2 separate regions of the Homo sapiens genome follow, and region 1 is linked to region 2. A link is a contact called in ENCODE Hi-C data. All regions are on one chromosome and are shown on one strand. Each heading gives the region's core, a stretch centred on a gene start or an enhancer-like site at or near the end of the contact. The rest is flanking DNA. Distances are from core to core; before and after follow the strand shown.

Region 1 (6,769 bases), core at 722-3,221, 93 kb after region 2:
CCTGCAGATGAGCCCAGTTCCTCTCAGCTTCCCCCTCTGCATGAGCCAGCAGAATGCCTCCACACCCCCACCCCAGTCCCAGATTTTCCATAGCAGCTGAAGGAAGATTCATCAGCATGTCAGCACCAGATGTTTTCTGTTTTTTCTGTGGAAAGTAACCTGACCCCTTTCCCACCTGACGATCCCAGTCACAGCTGTCACAGTAACCAAGGACACAGCGCCTTTTTTTTGTTGTTTTTCTAAGAAAATACCAAGATGAAAATCAGGAAGAACAAGGGAAAGCCATCTCCTAGCTGTCGTGGATCTCTTAGAGCATAGGTGTGCCCTGTAACCTGGCAATGCACCCGGAAAACAAAGCGTGCGACCTCAAGGGTTATCACCTGCATTTTGCAGAAACCTAAGAGAAATCCACATCAGTTGCTTGGGAGAAAGTGTTTCCTCTTCATTACACAAGTTCTTCGTAGAAAATAATATATAATATTTCTTTATTTGGGTTTTCTTGGACAAATCCTCTATAGGGCAGCAGTTTCCCATGGCAGCTAGGCCAAGAGATTCCTGATCAGAGACTGCCATCTGCTGGATGAAGGGGATGGCCAGAGGCTTCTGTGCTTCGTTTTGTTTTGTTCTGAATTCTAAGAAACAAATTGCAGGGCAGATGGGGTCTGATTAATGCAGAAGGGAGTGCTTTTGGCATTGATTGACAAGGAAATTGGCTTTTCTGATGCAACCATAATGGATCAGCCATGGTTACGGCTTTCCCCTGTGTTAGCCCTCAGTAGGGTTATGTCTACCTCATTTGGCAGAAAGTTAAGGCTCAGCGAGGCTAAACCACAAATACAGAGTTACCCAAGTAATAAGCAATAGAACTGGGACTGGGACCTTGGACTATTAGATCCCAAAGATGCTTGATCATCCCAGAGTGAGTCAGAGGCAGTTAGAGGATGAGATTCTTAGGCAAGGAAGGAAGTGAGATGCTAGAAGGGTCGCAAGGAAGAAAAAGAGAGAAAGAAAGGGAAGAAGGTTGGTGGTGGGACCTAAGCTCCAAACACTCTCCGTCCTCACCAGGATGGCTCAGGATGAACCCAGAGCTCTCACATAGATGGACAGACTCACAATGGCCAGGAAGGAAAAAAAAGGATGAAGACCACAAGTAGGTATAACCATGCACTTGCAGAGAAGAGGGGGCATATTGGGCTGTGAGATTGTATAACCAGTGCATCAAGGGACACGGAATCAGTGGCACCATTTCCTGAGTCTGCAGTATAAAGGTTAGCTGGCTGCCCAAGGAGAAACACAGCAAGTCAAAGAGAGGTCAGAGGTTTCTCCCTGAGGTCTTTATACAGAGATCATGATGTAGCGTAGTCAAGGACAGCCTCACCGATGTCCTCATGGCGAGCAAAGTCATGCATTTTACAGGGCTCTGTCTTAGAATGTCCCTGCAATGTACATTACATTTTAGGAGCATTCAGGAAAAGTACTGCAATAAAAGAAAGCCATGTGGTCCCCAGAGCACTCTGATGATGTGGCTTAAGGCTGGGACCAAATGAACAGTATTGAACACTAGCAAATGCCTAGGTGCTTGTCTCCGTGAGTTTTCTTTGCGACGCATTTTGACAAGCGTGGGATAGCTCTGAGTTTGACATTTTATCTTCTGAGATGAAGCTGGAGAGAAGCCAGTCCAGGCATCCCGTGCTGCAGTGGCTTTTAGGGGAGCTGAGGACGGCAGTCTTCCTGTGTCCAGGCCCCCCAACCAACCTCCTCCACAGATGGGCAGAAGAATCTCAGTGAACTGCATTAAAATTGGTCTTTACCCCATGAAAGATTGGCAGTGGTGCAGGAAAAAGAACAAAGGGCCAAGCCTCAGTCTCCCCATCATCAAATTAGAAGAGTTAGCTAGATCCGTGATTTCAAACTTCCCTCAATCCAGCTCCCTGCTCAGCCCTGTCCCAGCCCGGCCCCAGAGTCCTTCCCTGAGTGCTGCAGCTGCAGCAGGACTGAGAATTCCCACCCTGAATGCTACAGCTGCTTCCCAAGTATGAAGCTGAACAAATGAATTTTCTCACCAACTTGCTCACATGTCTGACCTGACAGTGCACCTGTACCTCAGCTCCTCCTCTCTGCAGTCCGCCTAGGGCCCTCCCCACTACACTAAAGAGAGGCGTTACCTGTCCTAGGAATAGCACACTGTTCCCTGCTCTCCCCCCACCATGCCCCAGCAGCTTCCCAAGCTTGGCATTCCTACCAATTCATGTAAGCCAATCCCAAAGGACTCTATTTATAGTTTTCAAATATTGGCACATGAGCTGCTTCCAGCCTGCCAGGTACTTTCTGAGAAAGAACACAGTACAGCTCTCTCTTGCTCGCTCTGCCTCTCTCCCTCCTACCTCTCTCCTTCTGTGTGTGTCTCTCTCTCTCCCCAAATGCTGCTTTTAAGCCTATCAGCCCCTTCACCAGGGACTGTGAACACAAAGACCAATGCAAAAAACATCTTCAACTGAAGCCATTCCAAATTGGAAACAAGCCACCATCCATGGAGAGTTTGGGATGGTTTGGAAAAAAGTATTTTGCTATTGCCAAAGTTCTAATTCAGCATCCTTTGAAATCTTACATTCAAGAAGTAGTCCTTATATAACACAAATTTGGTGAGAACATTCCAATGCTCATCATTCAGGTGTCAGGAAAAGATCCAAATAATAAAAAACTTAAATGAGTCCTTATTTTTTTTTCCACTGGGGCACATATGGCATTCACATGTAAGAAACACTCATAAATGTGTGCCCAGTATTACCCACGACTCACTGGAACCCCAGGCCAGGGGTGGGGACCACAGACACTGAGTGATGGTACAGGAAGAGGAAAGGGGTAGGCCTCCTCCACTGGGCAATGGTTTACTTCTGTGACAACAGGGTCTCCATAGCACAGCATGGTGCCCAGCATGATGATGGGCATCGTTCCTGCACCCTGGGGTCCCCAGAGCTGTTTGGGGTCCCACTGATGGGATGCAAGTAGAGATACCGGACAAGAGCTGGAGTGAGCTGAGGCTGCTAATGTTGCCCCATGGCAGGCATCAAAAGTTTCTTCCTGCCCAGGCTGGGTTGGAGCAAGGAAGACCCTAAGCCTCCCCAGCATCTACCGTATTGTTAGATCTGGAAGTGGGAGCCCTCAGAGAGTATAACTTTGAACCCTATCACAAAATGCTGATATAAGACACAAACAGAGAGCATTCCCCTCTCTGTGCCTTGGCCCACACCTGGGATTGGTGGAGCCTCACATCTCTATGACCTTTAACCTTCACCATCACTGCAGTTGCCTGACTTCTCTTGTTGCCAGAACACACAGAGCTCATAACCAGGGAGCATTTGCAGGTATTTCTGCCTCTGTCTGGAATGCTCTGTCTCCTCTCCTTTTCACTCTGCCACCTGGCTCTCCCTGTTGGAAGGGCCACTATCTGAAACTGCCTTATGTCTTCATATGTTTCACGTGTGCAGCTGTCTCCCCTAGTAGAATGTAAGCTTCAGGGGACAAGGCACTGTTTTATTTATCACCATACCTCCTGCATTTAGCATGTTAATTAGTCATAGTATTTGTTCAATTAGACATGGCAAATTGATACTAGCTACTCTTTATTGAGTACCTATAATGTTGTCAGAGAGTTCACATGCCTTCTGGGAAGTTCCCAGAACAATTCCATGAGACACAAACCTCACACCCAGCTTCAGTCAAGCTGGAATACTATCATTAATATATGCAAATTCAGTAAAGGCAGCTTTATATGAAAGTAAGGTACCATTCCCTGAGCCTTCTAATGGGCCATCTGACCAGGGGAGCAGTGGGAGTAGAGAGAAGTGGGTGAGTCCCAGGGTCAGATGTGGAGGGTGAAGCATGTTCACATGTCTGTGCTCCTAGGAATGTACCCCTGCATCTGGGGTGATGCTTCAGCCTCACCCACAGTGCCCTACACACCTGTCATGCACCATTTACTGGAATGGGTTGTTAGGAGAACGTTCTGCACATTTACAGGGTTTAACCTTCATCCTGGAGAAAAATCACAGCCCTCAAGCTTCAAAGATTCTCATAGAAAATTTCTGGAAAATAGAGATCTCTAGAATTACAAGTCAGAATTGATGTGATTCTTCTGAGACTGAACTTGGAACCAATACAAATGAGAAAAAAGCAGAAAGAATGTGCGCCAGACCCACGTCTGCCCCACCCCCCGCCACTGCAGCCTTCTACTCCTCCCCACCCCGTCCTACAGAATCCAGTTCTGACCACCGCTGTCACTCAGCGTCTCTCCAGTTATCCCCAAGGGGCTCGTCAGTACCAGAGAAATGTAAACTAGAACCACGATCCAGTGCCCCTTTGAACCATCAAACTGGCAAAATATAAAAAATAAGAAACCAAGCATTGGTGAGGATGTGGAGCAGTGGAAACCCCCCTACACTTCCAACTGGAAGGTAACGTGGCCCAACCACCTGGAAAATCAATTTGACAAAATTTAACAGAACAGAGCATATACAGACTCTACAACACAGTCATTCCACCCAAAAGAGACAAGTGCCCATGTGCTTGGGAGACGGCCAGCTGTGCAGAATGGCTCTCTGCCCACTGGAAACCAAGGAGGGAAGGCAACAGCCAGCACTCCCTCGGGAGTACAATTAATAAACAGGTTGTGGTATCTTCTTCGCACATGAAATATCATAGAGCAATACCAGTAAATGAACTCACCACATCTGCAGGCTTAAGAAAAATCATAAGACCAAACCAGAGAAATTAATAAACTACAGTTACATCAACAAGTTACAATGTTTCAAACACATACTATTGCCTGAATAAAAAGTCAGTTTCAGAATGGTGGACACATTGTAATTCCATGTACATAAATTTCACAGTAGGCTCCACTAAGCAACTAAGCAATGCATTGTTTTGAAGAGTGGATGTCTGAGATTAGACTATAAAGCAAAGGAATGTGATTAACATGAAATCCCAAGCAGGGGTCCTCTGGGGTGGGAGAGGAGGAGGCATCTAGAACACCTGGGGAAAGGTGTGCAGAGATATTTAAGGGTATTGTGTGGGGAATTCTATAGGAATTATTTGCGTTAATTATTATTATTAATATTCTTTAAAATGTACAATATGTTTATATAGTCTTTACTCTTTAGAAGACATTTCACAATTTAGGGAATTAAAAATACAAAAGTAATGAGTCCTTCATGTTACGACATTCCTGACATAAGCATAACACACTATAAGTAGATCCGTAAGACTCAATGACTAATTTTCCCCTTCTAAAAGAAGGAAATTAAGAATAAAGACTAAAGGACAGGGATGGAAATTATACCTGCATACAGATCTCTAATCCCAATCTTGCTCTGTTACACAGAGATTATTTTACCTTTTAGCCCCATTTGCCATTTTTACTTAGTACTTGTGTTGCTCTATTCGAGTTCATATTCTTGGCACTCAGAATGTTTTCTGGCATGAAAGTTGGAGAAACTTGGGTAACCTTTCAGAGAGTCTCCTGAGCTCGACATATCAAACTTAACTGCCAGGATATTTTTAAATTATCTGCTGTGATTCATGGAAGTCAGCTCCTATGGCCGGCCACTGAGCATTTTGTTGACAATGATTTGCTCCTCTGGGCCAGGCTCTGGGAGGACACTTGTTTCAGGAAAGGAAGGAAGCCCAAGACACAAAGCCTACAGATTAAAAGCCAGTGGCCTGGGCCTGGATGAGAGGAGCTCTGGGGTCTGGGGGATCCAAGAGGCAAGGCCACAGGCTCCTGGAGGAGGGTAACGGCTCCCGGAGTGGACTCCACTGAAAGTGGGCTTTGGAAGGTCCTGGGCTATTACTGGTGGAAGGACATTCCATCAAGACACACAAGAGAATCCCATCAAGACACACTTACCTCAACTTTTAAAAAATGCACATTTTATTCCTCTTCTGTTGCATTATGAGGCACACATAAAATTCCTCTTTTTTATGGACAGAACTGCCCATCTCAGGGCCTGCAGGATGACATTCAGAAGCCGGTGCTCTGCTGGAACCCACTGTTCCTTGCTCTCTGTCACCATCAGCTCCTCACTCCGAGTCTGATTCTCCTCATGACTCCGGGTTTCAGGAGGCCACGGATCAACTTCTGCCATCAGCCCCTTCCCTTCTCAGGGCCTTGCCTGACAGCTTCCTTGTCAGCCTGTGTGCACTGGGCATCTACTGTATGGTTCATTTCTGGAAGGTGCCCCTGAAGCACAGACATCACTCGTAGAACGACTAGGCTCTCTGAGAGCTTGTCATGGACACAGAACTCTCAAAGAATTTTGAGGGGGAGATGAGTAAGGTATTTCATCAGAGGCAATGTCTGAACATGGAGGTGACAATGTGCAGAATCCCGTTTACCTTCCTCCTTCTTTTCTGCAACGTCTTCAGCCTGCTGCATCCCACAGGAGTCATCCACAGAGATGCGCTACTCAGACCCATGAAGAGAAGGACTTGTGGCCCAGCTAGCTGCAGGACCATGGCCGCCTGGCAGCCTCCTCTGCTGATCTTCTCAACTTCCCCTCTGTATTCAAGCACACGCTTCCTGAGCAGCCACTGGCCCAGGACTGAGATAGTCAGGGGCCCATGGCCTGACCCTCCCCACCCTCAGAGGCAGCTGAGATGGGCTAGCAGACGGGCTGGCAGTGAGGTCCGAAGAGCTGCCTGGTGGCTCTTTTTGCCCAGTTTCACTTCCTCCTCTCCTCCAGGCACTGAGGTTCCTCCCCAGTATGCCTTC
Region 2 (6,605 bases), core at 2,685-5,184:
AGAATGAAAAGATTTACATGGCCTACTAAGACAAAGACTCCCAAGTTAGAATATATTTTACAGGTAAAATTCAGAAGTTAAAAAACATAACCAACTGCCATCTTCTATGTTGGAACCTTGTGGGAAGAGTGTGGAGCTCGACAAAATTACAAGATTCATGAAAGATTAAACATTTTCATATATCTTAGACTGTAAATGTCAATCCCTCCCTTTGGCACACCTACAGTGGAATTCCAGTTTCTTCTGGGCCCTTATTCAAAGTTAGTTTTCTGAACTCATTTTTATATGGTCTTCCTTTTTCCTTTGGCCTATACTGCCCTTTTGGCTAAAAGGATTTTATTTTTCCCATGTCCTGAAGTTTCCCCATATCCTGAATACTGGCATTTAGTACAAGTGATGGTTTGTTGTTCATCATGCAACATGATTTCACTTTTCAGTATGTTTCTTTACAAGAGACTCTCTGGTTGTTTGATTTACAATCTAGTCCTGCTGTGTATAGCATGGTCTTTGTTCAATTTCATGAACACCATGAGAGTCTGTTTTTTCATGTGGATCCCATTCTTCTCAAGAAGTGCTTGCTCTTCACAGATAGATTTTCACACCTCCCTATAGCTGCTTCCATGAACATGGAAAATATTCAAATTACTCTTTGAGATAGAGGCACTTTGAGTTCAAGCCCCATTTCCTCCCCACTGACTCATCTACTTCTTGTGTTACAATAAATAAGTTAGTGAGTCCTTGAGAAGTAGTCAGTGCACAAAAGCTGTGGTTGTTTAAATTGATATTTTTGTTAGAATTACCTTCTCTGTGCAGATAACAAACTGATGCTTGGTACATTTTCCAAGAGTACTTACATAGTAAAGGTAGAGTGAAACTGGACTTCACAGCCTTAATCCCAAATCCCTCCACTCCATGAGAGCCTCCTCAGTCCTTCCTGATTGCCACGAGCCCTGTGAATTCTGCTTGCCTGCAGAAACTCCTCTTGGGTTATGTGCAATGATTCCTTGACTCATTCATACAAATTGTGTTTGTACATAGCACAAGCTTGCAGTTATTTTTACTAAGTCTATTAAAATTAAAACTATGTAAAGTAGAACCTGAAATCCTGAACATGACCAACATAGGGATTTTTCCATCTCAGGGGAGAAGGTAGAATGAAGGGATTAGATATTAACAAGGCCTGTAGAGGTTCTAGCACCTACTCCTGCAAGACTGGCTGCATATTTTCATTGAACAAAAAGGAGTAACAGTGGAAACCTGCTGCTTGAACTTTCTTTATTTACAAGTCTTGCTTGTTTGTCCTTTTGGATATAGGTGCCTCCATAGAAAGATTACAGAAAAACTCATCACTTCATATTTCAAATAGGGCAAAAGAAATGTGTAACGAGATTTCCCCAGGGTCCCACAATTTCCTTTCTTGAGAAAGGATTTAAAACGCTGCCTTGAAACAGTCCACCGGAATCCCTCAGAGAACTCATCCGTTAGCTGTGGGCAAGACCCTCTGTGTTTTTCCACCTACCCAGGGAGTGATGCCTATTCTGGGGATGGTCCAAGCTCTTCTGGCAATTAGGAATGTCCCACTTTTGAGCAGAAAACTTGCAATCATGAGCACTTTGATGCTGCCTCACATTACATTTGGTAGGTGCTGTGGTCTGAATGTTCATATCCCCAAAATTCATACATTGAAATAACCCCCAAAGTGACAGTATTAGAGGTGGGGCCTTTGGGAGGTGATCAGATCGGGGTAGGGGACAGGAGAGGCCTCATGATGGGATCAGCGCCCTTATCAAGGAGCCCCAGGGAGCTCCCTCATCTCTTCCACCATGTGAAGACACCAAGGTAAGGCACCCTCTGTGAACCAGGAAGTGAGCTCCCACCAGACACCAAATCTGCCAGGGCTTTGATCTTGGATTTTGCAGCCTCCTGATCTGTAAAAAATATATTTTCTATTGTTTAGAAGCCACTCAGTCTATGGTATTTTATAGCAGCCTAAACAAACTGAGACACTAGAGATAGAGTGCAGGGAAAACAAAACAAAGCAAAACAGAACCAGACATTTGAGAGATCTCTTCCCATTAGGATTCTTTAATTGTCATCTAATTGCTGTTCAAAAGAATTGATACAGAGTCAGAACAGAAAACAAAAGCATGTGAAGATCCTTTAACAGCTTCGTAACCGTCAGCCATCCAACAAAACACTGAAGTTCATGCCTATCTAATTAATTTTCTGGCCATCTAAAAATTTAAAAGGTTTGAACTCAAGACTACAAACAAATACAAATTTTCTTTGAAATTGCATACTATATAAAAGAAGAAAGAATGATTTGCCAAGTAGACTATTAGACTCATAACATGCTGACATTCATAGAGAGAAGGCGGAGCAAAGAGACAGGCTTTATTTTATTAGATTTTGTCTTCCCAGCCCTCGCTGGAGCCATTGGAGAGAACTCCATCTAGCTGAAAGACCTGAAACTTAGAACCAAAGCAGCCAATGACTACACAGCCCGACTCCTTCCCAACCCATAGCTAGATCCTGGATTACCCATATGTGAACCAAGGCCAGTGTGGGAAGGGCACTGTGGAAAGCGAACGTACCAGGTTCCCAGGGAACAGCCAGATGAGGCTACCTGCTCCAGGCCAAAGAGAGGGAGCAATGCCACACCTCCTCCCAAGGGGAAGTAGCTCAGGCCTCATGTAAGTGAAGAAAGACCTAGACATTTGCCTAAGGACCAGGTTTCTGGATCTCCTCACACTCAGGAGGAGCACAGCCCCACCCTTCTCAATCCAACTTCTGTAGAAGGAGGTAGGCCCCACAAGCCAGAAGAAATTCTGAAGAAGGAGAAAGAGGGGGTGCGTGGACCTTCTCTCAAGCCTGGTGGATGCCTGTAGGTCCTTCTATCTACCAAATTGCACCTTTCCCCAAGTCCCAGATGGAGCAATCATCCTCCCTCTGCCTCCCCACCTCCCGTGGACTTCAACCCTTATATTCATGTTAGAATCTCTCTGCCTCTTCCTCTGACTTGATTGTTTGCCCTGGAAGGCATGAATCAGACATTCACATCACATAGCCAGGATGTGGTGCAGTCTCTGGAACAGTGAGCCACTGAGGGAGTGGGTACTGGAAAGGTTCATAGACTAACAAACACCTCAACGACTGCTGCTAACTTGGGTGCTTCAAGGCATGTGCCTGAATCCCACCCAGAGATCCCAGCTGCAGAGTCCAAGGCCCTGAGCCCAGCCACACAGCTCAGGAGTGATTTCTTCAGGGCAGAAAGGCCAGGGAGACTCCTCCAGCAGCTGTGCCAAATGCTGTGCCCAACTGTGAGGAAACAGTGGCAAAGAGGTATAGGTTAAATGTGTCTGGTAGTGGGCAGGCAAGGAATGAATTGAGGTGGGGAGAAGGCCAGCAGCTCAGCATGCCGGGGAAGGCACGCTGCCACCTGCTTGAAGCAATCCATTTGGTTGACCCTCTGGATGTCTGCACTCAGCCAAAAGCACACGGATAAATGTCCTACATGGCTCACAAGCTCTGTGGATGAGTCTGTGTCTGTGGACAGAATCCTCAGTCGTCCAGGGTGCTGGCCAGCTGTCCTGCTCAGTGGCTCTATGGCCATGAGCAATACCCCTCTACCAGGCTGGCTGGCCAGCTCTGATGGGCCTGGACACACCACACTCCCCAACACAGGGCACAGAAAAAGTCAAGAAATAAGGATTGATCAAATCTCTATCTGGGGACGATAGGTGACATTAGTCTTTGGAGGGAGCCATTGCTAGTTTTTCAAGCAGGGTGGAATGCGAGGAGAGCTGGGCTTCAGAGGTGTATAGAACCAATTAGGAGTTTTGACCCGCCATGGTTTATTTTAGGATCAGGGAACAGGTGCTTGCTGGCTGGCTGGCCCAACCTTCTGAGGCGCCATCCCAGGCCGCATGTCAGGCGCCCTGTGGAATGTTGGTGCCCACCGCGCTGAGCCTGAACTCTACGCTCAGATGTTGCCATCTAGTGGTGACAAGGTGCAAATCTCACCCTTCGCCCTAATGCATAAAGGATCAGGAATTTTAAAAGAAATACTTTTCTAATAAAGCAAATTAAGGAATACTTTTTATTCACTTTTAAACAATACATAGAAAAGATTGCATTTTTGGTTTTGGCCTCTTTAGCCTCCTAAATATATACAAAAATCACATCAAGAATGTAAACTACCAGAAGTCAAGGAGTTGGAGTTGCCCAAGTGCCTTTATTGAGACTACAGTTTCCCCATGGAGTAAATCTCAGTTCGTTACTTTAATTAAACACATGTCAAGAGATATTTGTGATATGAAGGAATGAAATTTAAATTTTCCCTGCATTTCCTCATTCTGATTCCAACTTGGTTACTTACCAGGTAAATGGCACATAAATTCTCTGAGGCTCATACTCTTCACTGGCAAAATGGGAACGCATGACACGATAATAGGAAAAAGTGATGTGAAAAGACGATAAAACCCTGAAGGCACAACTCTGGGTGTGTCCTGACTGCTCAGGTGTCTCCCAGGGCGGCCCATTTGATGACACAGCCATGGTTTCCTCTCTTGAACAGGGGGTCTGTGTCCGCTTACTTTACCTAAGAGCACACTCACCAGCAGCCCCTGCCAAGAGTGTTCAGTTCGTGTTCTGCGCAGTGTCTAAGATATTCCTAATACTTAACAGATGTCAAAAATGGAATATTCATGATAAAAATACTCTTTAGTTTTCCATAAGCTCCAGTGACTAGAATGAGCCTTTCAACCCATGAAAGGATCCAGTCCTGGCTGGATCCAGAATTCAGGGAGTTCTGAATTTTGTGATTTCAAAGTGCTGATTGGTTAAGATACAGGTTACGTTCCTCCTGCACTACCTACCCAGGCACCTTCCTCAGTGATGAGACTTTACTCCTACAGCCCATCTCTTCCTAAATGGATGGCCAGCTCACCTAGAATCTCTCAGGGATTTTGCACTTAGTCTTACTTCCCGCTCCTAATTTTTAGTTTCTCTCTCTCCTTTTCCACTATGAGCAAACACCCTTTTGTCCCTTGGCTGAAGTCGATCATTCTGTGAGAGTGCTGCCCCTTTGGGTTATGGTTCTACTTGAAATTGATCCGTAACAAACACCTCTATGTCCTCATTGTCATTTCCTGAAAGGAGGTGTAAGTCAGGTGCAGGAGACTGAGAAGAGTAAGGCTGAGCCTCACTCACAGGCACACACTGTGGTGGGACAGAGACATCCCACAGTATAGCCGCAGGCCAAGAGCGAGTCCCCTCAGGGCCCCAGAAAAAGGCAGAGTGGAAATGCCTTCAGCAGGCTTACCCCAGCCCCACATCTTCTCCCAGCCCCTTCTTGCCCATCCCCTGGCTGGGGCTCCCACACCTGTTCCTTTCATATAATGGCCCTCTCTTGGTTCCCCAGACATGCAATGGTTCTGGATGTCCCTGAACCTCTGGCCACAAACTGCTCACTGCCCTTTATTGTTGTTTTTCCTCCTCCTCTCCCAAACCATGACAGTTTCCCAGGGCTGTATAATCTTTCCTCTCCTTCCCTTCTCTTCTCCATGGCCCACTCACCAAACCTATATTTTGAACTGTAGCCACCCATCGCTGGCCCTCCTTGGTGGCCAGGCATGACACCTCACATTTGCAGTAAACACTGTTCCTGACTTCTCCATGGCAGTGGCACCCTCAGCTCAGGCTACCCCATTGTTGTCTTTCATCAATAAGTCCCAAACCCAGGAGTTTCTCTCCTGAGAAATGGGCCCTGGATCCCCACTTCCTCCAGATCCCCCCAGCTGCCCACACTTGCTCTGAATTCTCCTGGAGTTAACACCCACTGCCACCTTCATCTTCCTTGGAGAACAATCATGCCAGGAAGGTCACAGGAGCCGGAGCTGAAATCCCAGCTCTGACATGACACTTCTCTAACCTGTTTCTCATCTACAAAGTGGAGACAATCTCCCAGAGCTGTGGTTCCAATGAAAGATACTGTGGGAGAGCAAACCCCCAATGTGGAATGAATGGGAGACTTCCCTAGAAAAGAGGTCTAGGCATCAGCTCACCTCTACTTATTCTCTTTGTAACCAGAACAAGGGTTTAAACCTTCAGGCCTCAGTTTTCCCATCTGTGAAGTGATCACCTCAGCACCTGCCTCACTCAAGGGTGGTGAGGATTAAACCTAATTCTACACATAAAGGTCTCTGGGATAAACTCCCCAGACCATGTATGTTATTATTATTTCCAATTCTTCTTCATCTGAACTCCTCACCCCAGCATCAAACGTCTACCATACTTTAAATTCTTTCTTCCCTGGCCCTGTCTCTCAACACAGCAAGCATTTCAACACCCATGCAATCATTTGACAAATATTCACACTTTGCCTCTCCTCTGCCTGCATGACTTGGTGCTCTGTGGCACGGAACGCTGTGGGTAGTGACTTCTGCACTGGGCCTGTGATAGGAGGGGTCTGGGCATCAAGCACAGCATCACTAATCCTTCAGTGGGGTCTTCTCCTTCCAGGCTTGGCTGAAAGGTAGCCTCAGCCCTGATCTCTCCCTCAATATCCCCAGGAGGAGACACCAGTCCTTCTTCACTTCCAAGGT

Evidence for each region. A loop is a pair of places that touch in the nucleus more often than their neighbours do. Pooled maps may share reads with other maps.
Region 1: a loop to region 2 is called in a map of HCT116, with 10 times the contacts of the local background. The contact joins two enhancer-like sites. A Hi-C loop is called at or near these places in 22 of 168 maps with a recorded cell type or tissue (Caco-2, Calu3, GM12878 and 17 more), 25 of 37 single-sample maps with no recorded cell type and 29 of 50 pooled maps.

What each region holds. Positions count from the first base shown.
Region 1 is chr7:47,179,825-47,186,593 of GRCh38, forward strand. No RefSeq gene overlaps it. Among named protein-coding and RNA genes, the nearest start is that of SNORD151, 280 kb to the right of the region's middle. Within about 2 kb of position 1,972, at least 6 of the 41 ENCODE cell types and tissues checked have a DNase peak (open chromatin) inside an H3K27ac peak, as active enhancers do.
Region 2 is chr7:47,085,002-47,091,606 of GRCh38, forward strand. No RefSeq gene overlaps it. Among named protein-coding and RNA genes, the nearest start is that of SNORD151, 380 kb to the right of the region's middle. Within about 2 kb of position 3,935, at least 2 of the 41 ENCODE cell types and tissues checked have a DNase peak (open chromatin) inside an H3K27ac peak, as active enhancers do.